2 separate regions of the Homo sapiens genome follow, and region 1 is linked to region 2. A link is a contact called in ENCODE Hi-C or POLR2A ChIA-PET data. All regions are on one chromosome and are shown on one strand. The core of a region is the stretch at or near the end of the contact, and the rest is flanking DNA. Distances in the headings are between cores, read along the strand shown.

Region 1 (3,057 bases), core at 11-2,510, 2.2 Mb after region 2:
GACCTCCGCCCCCATGCCAGACAAGCATGGACAACTCTGGAAGCCTAGAAACTGGTGGATGGCCGATTCCCGGGGTGTTTCCTAGTGATCTCTGCCAGGAGCTTCTCTGTTGGTGCTGATAACAAATTAGCCAATGGATACAAACCTGTTTTGTAAACTGCCAGGTGTTGAAGATCAAACGGTGTCCTCTGAAATTCAGTTCTTCCTGCATACAGCGTCTGGATATCTTTGCTGGGGTGGGGAAGGTGGTGCATAGGGTTCAGAGGGGTGCAAGGATATGATGTACAAGTGACTTGCAATTTGGAAAATAAAAATACAGGGTGTCCAGTTAAATCCAATTTCACAGAAACAACAAATATGTACTTTGTATATTCCATGCAATATTTGGGACATGTTTATACTAAAAAGTATTTGTTGTTTCTCTGAAATTCAAATTTTGGCCGGGTTCAGTGGCTCGTGCCTGTAATCCCAACACTTTGGGAGGCTGAGGCAGGAGGATGACCTGAGGTCAGGAGTTCGGGACCAGCCTGGCCAACATGGTGAAACCCTGTCTCTACTAAAAATACAAAAATTAGCCGGGCACCTGTAATCCCAGCTACTCCGGAGGCTGAGGCAGGAGAATCACTTGAACCCGGGAGGCGGAGGTTACAGTCAGCCGAGATCACGCCACTGCACTCCAGCATGGGAGCAAGACTCCATCTTAAAAAAAGAAAAAAGAAAAGAAAAGGAAAAAGAAAAAAAAGGAAATTAATTGGACGTCCTGTATTTGGTCTTCTAACCCTAGTGTAGATTTAAACTAGAAAGGGCTTCCGATCTCTGTCTCCCGCCCCACCTAAGAGCTGTTCTAGGGTCCTTGTTATTGTTTTTGTTTTCTTTTTTAAAGACAGAGTTTCACCGTGTTGGCCAGGCTGGTCTCGAACTCATGACCTCAAGTAATCCGTCCGCCTCGACTTCCCAAAATGCTGGGATTACAGGCGTGAGCCACCGCGCCCGGCCCCGGTCCTTGTTACGGTTTAAAAAGCTGGACAAAGCCCGTGCGCCGAACGCTTTCGAGGACTTCTTTGGCCAAGAGGGGGCCCGGGCTGTCACCATTCCCGGCAAGCCCGCGACCAAGCAGGCAGCGGAGGCGGCGCAGGCCGAGAGCTCCCGCCCCTCTGACAGTGAGAGAAGGGTCGCAGCGCCCACGGCTGCCTAGAACCCGAAAGAAGAGGAGCGGGGTGCGGGGACACAGGGTTGCTCAAGAAAGTGAGCTATGCGCAGTGCTCCGGAAGAGCTTGTCTCAAACCAGGTCCCAAGTGAGGGCAGAGGCGTAACTTCGTACTGGGCAGTTTAAAAGGTAAGACATATGTCCCCAGTATCCTCCCTCCCAGGGGAAAATGACGATAAGGTTTCCCTTAACTGCCCCAGCCCGCGTGAGAACCCACAGGGTGTTGACCCTGTTAACTGCAGAAAGACCCTGTTAACTGCAGAAATCACATGTAGTGATGACTAACGCCTAAAACGGAAGCGCTGCCGAAACCCGGGATTGAACCAGGGACCTTTAGATCTTCAGTCTAACGCTCTCCCAACTGAGCTATTTCGGCTGCCGTGGAAGACGTTTTTCTTTTTTTCTACATAATTATAATAAAATAGTATTTGTTCCGTGGTAACAAAGATCATATGGATTCAGCTAGAGGTAGGCATTTTACAAATGTTACAAAGGTGATAAGGCAAGGCCCTTGTTTACAAACTGAAGTGATAAATCACTTTTCTCAGGGTTTTTTGTTGTTGTTGTTGTTTTAAGTTCCCTGCAATTTGCTTTTTTCATTTAAAAACATATTATGGACTTTTTTCATGGCAGTTATGTAGACCTATCATACTTTTTAATCCACGTTCGCCAGTATTGGATTGTATGGTTATAACATAATCTATGTAATCAAACTGACAACTATCAGCTTTTTTACCTTTTTCTATATCTCATTATTAAAAACAATACTGCCATAAATTTTTAAAATATACTTGTTTTTCTTGTGCAAAGGCAGATTTTGCAAGGTAGATATATATAAACATTGTGATTTTTACAGATATCTTCAGATTGAAATCCAGGATATATAGAAGAGGTAAGGAAGGCCATTTGTAAAGGCTTCAAATGTAGACTTTCAATGCTACCTCCACATGAGGTAAACATAGAGTCACTGTACAGTATTTGTTAAAAGCATTGATTTGCTAAACCTAGCATTAAAAATATACCTCAATTTTTGGAATACCATCTTGGCATTTTTCATTTTTAAATATATATAGTCAAAAAAAAGAATTAAGTCAGGCTTCCCTCAAACTCTAAGAAGCAAGTTGTGGTTTAATAATATCTCTAATATGCTGATTTTATTCCTCCTCCACCTCCCATTTCATAATTTTCATCTCTTGCATTTATTCACTGAAAAATGTTTTAGCCAGATGCGGTGTCTCTGGGAGGCCAAGGCAGGCGGATCACCTGAGGTCGGGAGTTCAAGACCAGCCTGACCAACATGGAGAAACCCCGTCTCTACTAAAAATACAAAATTAGCCGGGCGTGGTGGTGCACGCCTGTAATTCCAGCTGCTCGGGAGGCTGAAGCAGGAGACTCCCTTGAACCAGGGAGGTGGAGGTTGCAGTGGGCCGAGATTGCGCCATTGCACTCCAGCCTGAGCAACAACAGCAAAACTCCGTCTCAAAAAAAAAAAAGTTTTATATAAACTCCATAAGGCTGTTAGAATAATTCAATGCTTTGTATTCACTTGCTTCATAAATAAGGAGCCAGCATGGACTCATTACAATTTGAAATAAAAGCGCCATGACCTTAGTTTAGAATTTATAAACAATAGGCTTAAAATGGAGGATGAGTATAGACTGTCATTCTCAAGAAAGATTAAGAGTACATCTGAAATGAGATGTTTGTGGCTGTCACGCCTAAACTAGGTGACTTTACAGTTTTTTCAGACTCAAGAGCCTATCATTTGTTTAGCTTAAATTTCACCCTTTTGGTTTCCCTTGGTAGTTGAAGTACGAAAAATTCTAAAATGACCCACAAAACACCCTCCC
Region 2 (3,035 bases), core at 278-2,777:
AGCCCTGAGGACAACCCAAACTTCTCCAACCTGCAAGGGGCATTGCCTCACTTAAAGTCACCCACTCCAGCTGGTCTGGGAAGACAGCACCAAATCCTTAAAAGGGACCCCCAGTGCTCATCCTCTGCAAAATCCAACACCCCTCCCCTAACGCTGACCCTGCCCCAGGTGTTTCAAAGATGGGAGAGGGTATGAAGACAGTAGAGAAACCCAGTACTGTCAACCCATTGGTCAGTTAACCACCACGGAAGACTGCCCACTGTGGGTGGGTGAATAACTGTGCAGAGCCAGGCCAAGTGTGGTGGGGGGAGGGGCACATGATAGAAAAAATAAAATTAAAACACAAGATTGTTTCCTTGTCCTTGAACATTATTACTAGGAACATAGTGTGGGTGGTTGGAGATGGAAATTAATTGGCTCAGAACCAAAAAAATCCTTTCACCTGGGGTTCTGATGGGCCCCTCTGCGGTATGAGGGGCTGCAGCAATGAAGGCGGGCTCAGAGTCCCCAGGTGCGGAGGTGGCCACAGCAACTCAGAGACCCCAGCCAGGGGCCCCAGGTGACCAAGGCCACCAAGGCTGTGGCCAGAAGCTGCGATTCGCAGCGGTTCTGAGCACTCCCCACCCTCAAGAGACCAGGGGGTAGAGGGTAGCAGGGTAGAAACGAGCTGACCCCTGGCAGATAAGGCCTCCAGAAGGGCTGGGCAGCTCCAGCCCCGGAGGGGACTCGGCGCAGGCGGGGTCGCCCCTATGGACCCCAGGATCTCCAGCCGGATCCGAGGCTAGAGAGGTCGGCAGGGACAGCACGTAAACTGCTGGAAAGAGGGAGGGCCAACGGGAAGATGGAACAGCCCCGGGCAATGGGCTGTCTGGAGGGGCCCAGTGGGGAGCTCTGGACACAGAAGGGACGGCGGCAGCCGAAGAGGAGGAGGAGGAGGGGGCTGCGGTGGCGGCAGAAGCGGAGGACCTGTGAGCGGGCTGTGAAGCAGCCGGCGAACAGACGGTGGGCTGCAGACGTCGATCAGGTGGGGGCGGACTGGGGTGGCTGGGGGCGTGCCGAAGGAGCCGGGGGAGGGGGCTAGCGCGGCCCGGAGGAAGGGGAGGCAGGGGTCCCTCCAGCGGCTCTGCCCGCCCCCGGCCCCGCCCCAAGCCCTCGCCCCCTCCCCCCTTTCTTCTGGCTCTGCCAGCACGAGCTCCAAGCCATGCGCCCTCCGCCTCCGCGCACACGCGCCACCTTCCCCCGGGCCTCCAGCGTCCCCAGCGCCCTCGGCCCCTGCAAACTTTCCTGGTGACCCCCCGACCACCACCACCTCAACCCGAGGTGTCGGCTGGAAAGCACCCACTCCTTCCATGCCCCTCCCCCGCCCCATCCCGGACCCCGCCCCCTCCTTCGCCCGACCGCCCCCGCGCACTCACGCGCTCGCCCGGGGTCCGGCTCCGCTCGGCTCGGGGCCCCGATGCCAGTCCCCGCCGCCGCCGCCGCTGCTACCGCCGCCGCCGCCGCCGTCACCGCGGGACGAAGCCACTGCGAGCCCCGGCGGGGCCCCGCCCCAACTCCGCCCAGGTCCACGCCCCCAGGGCGCTTCATGAATATGCATGAGCCGGTTGGAACCCGGGAGTGGGAAGCCCGTGCAGAATTCGTCCCACCGTCGGCAAACAGGCGCGGCCCAGCACTCAATTATTCATGAGGCTTGCAGATGAGGGGCCCGCCCCAGTCTCAGACCGGGGCGAAACTGACGCAATTCAGCCGGGAGCGCTCGGGTAAAATGGCCACCGAGACGACTGCCTAGAGAAACTGCCTTGGCGGCCCCTCCCGGGCTCCGCCGCCTGCACAGAGCACAGTATCATCGAGCTACGCCGGCAAGAAGGTAGCCGCCGGCTGACTGAAGCGGCTTCCTGATACAACCACCTGAGTGCTGAGAACGCGCGCAACGTGGCCACCCTCCTGTGTCAATTCAGATTTAGAGCCACCGTGAAGAAGTCTGGCAGCTCTGCATTCCTCATTAGTGACCTTTATCTCCTTTTAGGCCCCTTCTCAGACATGGGTTCCTCCCTACACTGAAGTTTGTATACCCCCTTCTTCCCGTAAGAACAAAAGCTTCACATATAACTCCGTACTTTGTTGCACCACCACCAGGCTGCAACCACCACCACTCTACGCACACGCTCATCCTCCCCGACTCTCCAGGCTCAGGTTTCCACTCCCCCGGCTGCGGGAAGGACAGTCAATCCTGATTTCATTATCGAAAGCCTTGGAAGACCCTTGACTCATAGGTAAGGATGCAGCCAAGAGCTGCCTCCCCCTAGCTTGGTTGGCTAATGGAGTGTAACTGGGAGAAACTTCCTAATCAGATCAGCTCTCATTTCTAGACTCTCAGGTGGCCCATCCGGGCAGAGGCGGGTGAAAACCAATGCTCGTCCAGCCGGGAACAGAACAGGATGTACCTCGAGACTTGCTTCCCGGCTGGCCAGGAAGGCCCTGCCCAGTCTGACCAGAGCAGTAAACACCACCAATAAAAGTGGGAGCAACACACCAAGGCTACAAAGAAAGCATGAGGACATGGTTTCCAAAGTCAGTTCCCTTTATTAAATCATTTTCACAGACCAGAAATACAAAATGAAAGTAGAAATAGGCCCCAGGTAGGAGCTACAGGCCTGGCCTCACATGACCCCTGCTCCAGCAACTTGAACAGGACAAGCAGCAGCTACATCCTTAAGGTCGGGAAAGTAAGATGAGGATTTGGATCCTGCATTGCCCTGCCTCCCACCCTATCTCTCCCCAAATTATAAACAGCCATCCTTGGGAAGCAGCAGAGTTAAGACGTCTCCCCACTGCCCTAGTGACATACACACCAACAGGAGAGCATGTTCAGATGGCACAGAATCCAGGGACTGCATTTCATGAGGAGAAACTGGTACCAAAATATGGGTGGGGAGTCGGGGGGTGTGAGAAGGCAAGCGCAAAGAGAACCTTCCTCCGTTTCTACTCATCGGATCCTGACGCTGAGTCCTCTGAGCTGGGGGGAGTACTGGCTA

The links. A loop is a pair of places that touch in the nucleus more often than their neighbours do. ChIA-PET counts read pairs that join two places held with the same protein, here RNA polymerase II (POLR2A). Pooled maps may share reads with other maps.
Region 1: a loop to region 2 is called in a map of aorta, with 6 times the contacts of the local background. The contact joins the promoter of LINC02739 here to the promoter of TNKS1BP1 in region 2. A Hi-C loop is called at or near these places in 10 of 168 maps with a recorded cell type or tissue (CD8-positive, alpha-beta T cell, HepG2, OCI-LY7 and 7 more) and 22 of 50 pooled maps. POLR2A ChIA-PET finds 5 or more read pairs at or near these places in 4 of 52 experiments (AG04450, BJ, WTC11 and 1 more).

Annotation. Positions count from the first base shown.
Region 1 is chr11:59,564,870-59,567,926 of GRCh38, forward strand. LINC02739 (long intergenic non-protein coding RNA 2739) reads right to left here and starts at 1,261. Exons shown (of 5, transcript NR_187292.1): 1 at 146-1,261. It overlaps TRF-GAA2-1 (tRNA-Phe (anticodon GAA) 2-1), which reads right to left and starts at 1,583; the gene lies at 1,511-1,583. RefSeq lists enhancers at 555-1,056, 902-1,081, 1,057-1,556.
Region 2 is chr11:57,323,425-57,326,459 of GRCh38, forward strand. It overlaps TNKS1BP1 (tankyrase 1 binding protein 1), which reads right to left and starts at 1,528. Exons shown (of 12, transcript NM_033396.3): 1 at 1,416-1,528. It overlaps SSRP1 (structure specific recognition protein 1), which reads right to left. Exons shown (of 17, transcript NM_003146.3): 17 at 2,564-3,035. The coding sequence ends at 2,983. RefSeq lists a silencer at 1,332-1,611 and enhancers at 1,742-1,791, 1,821-2,694.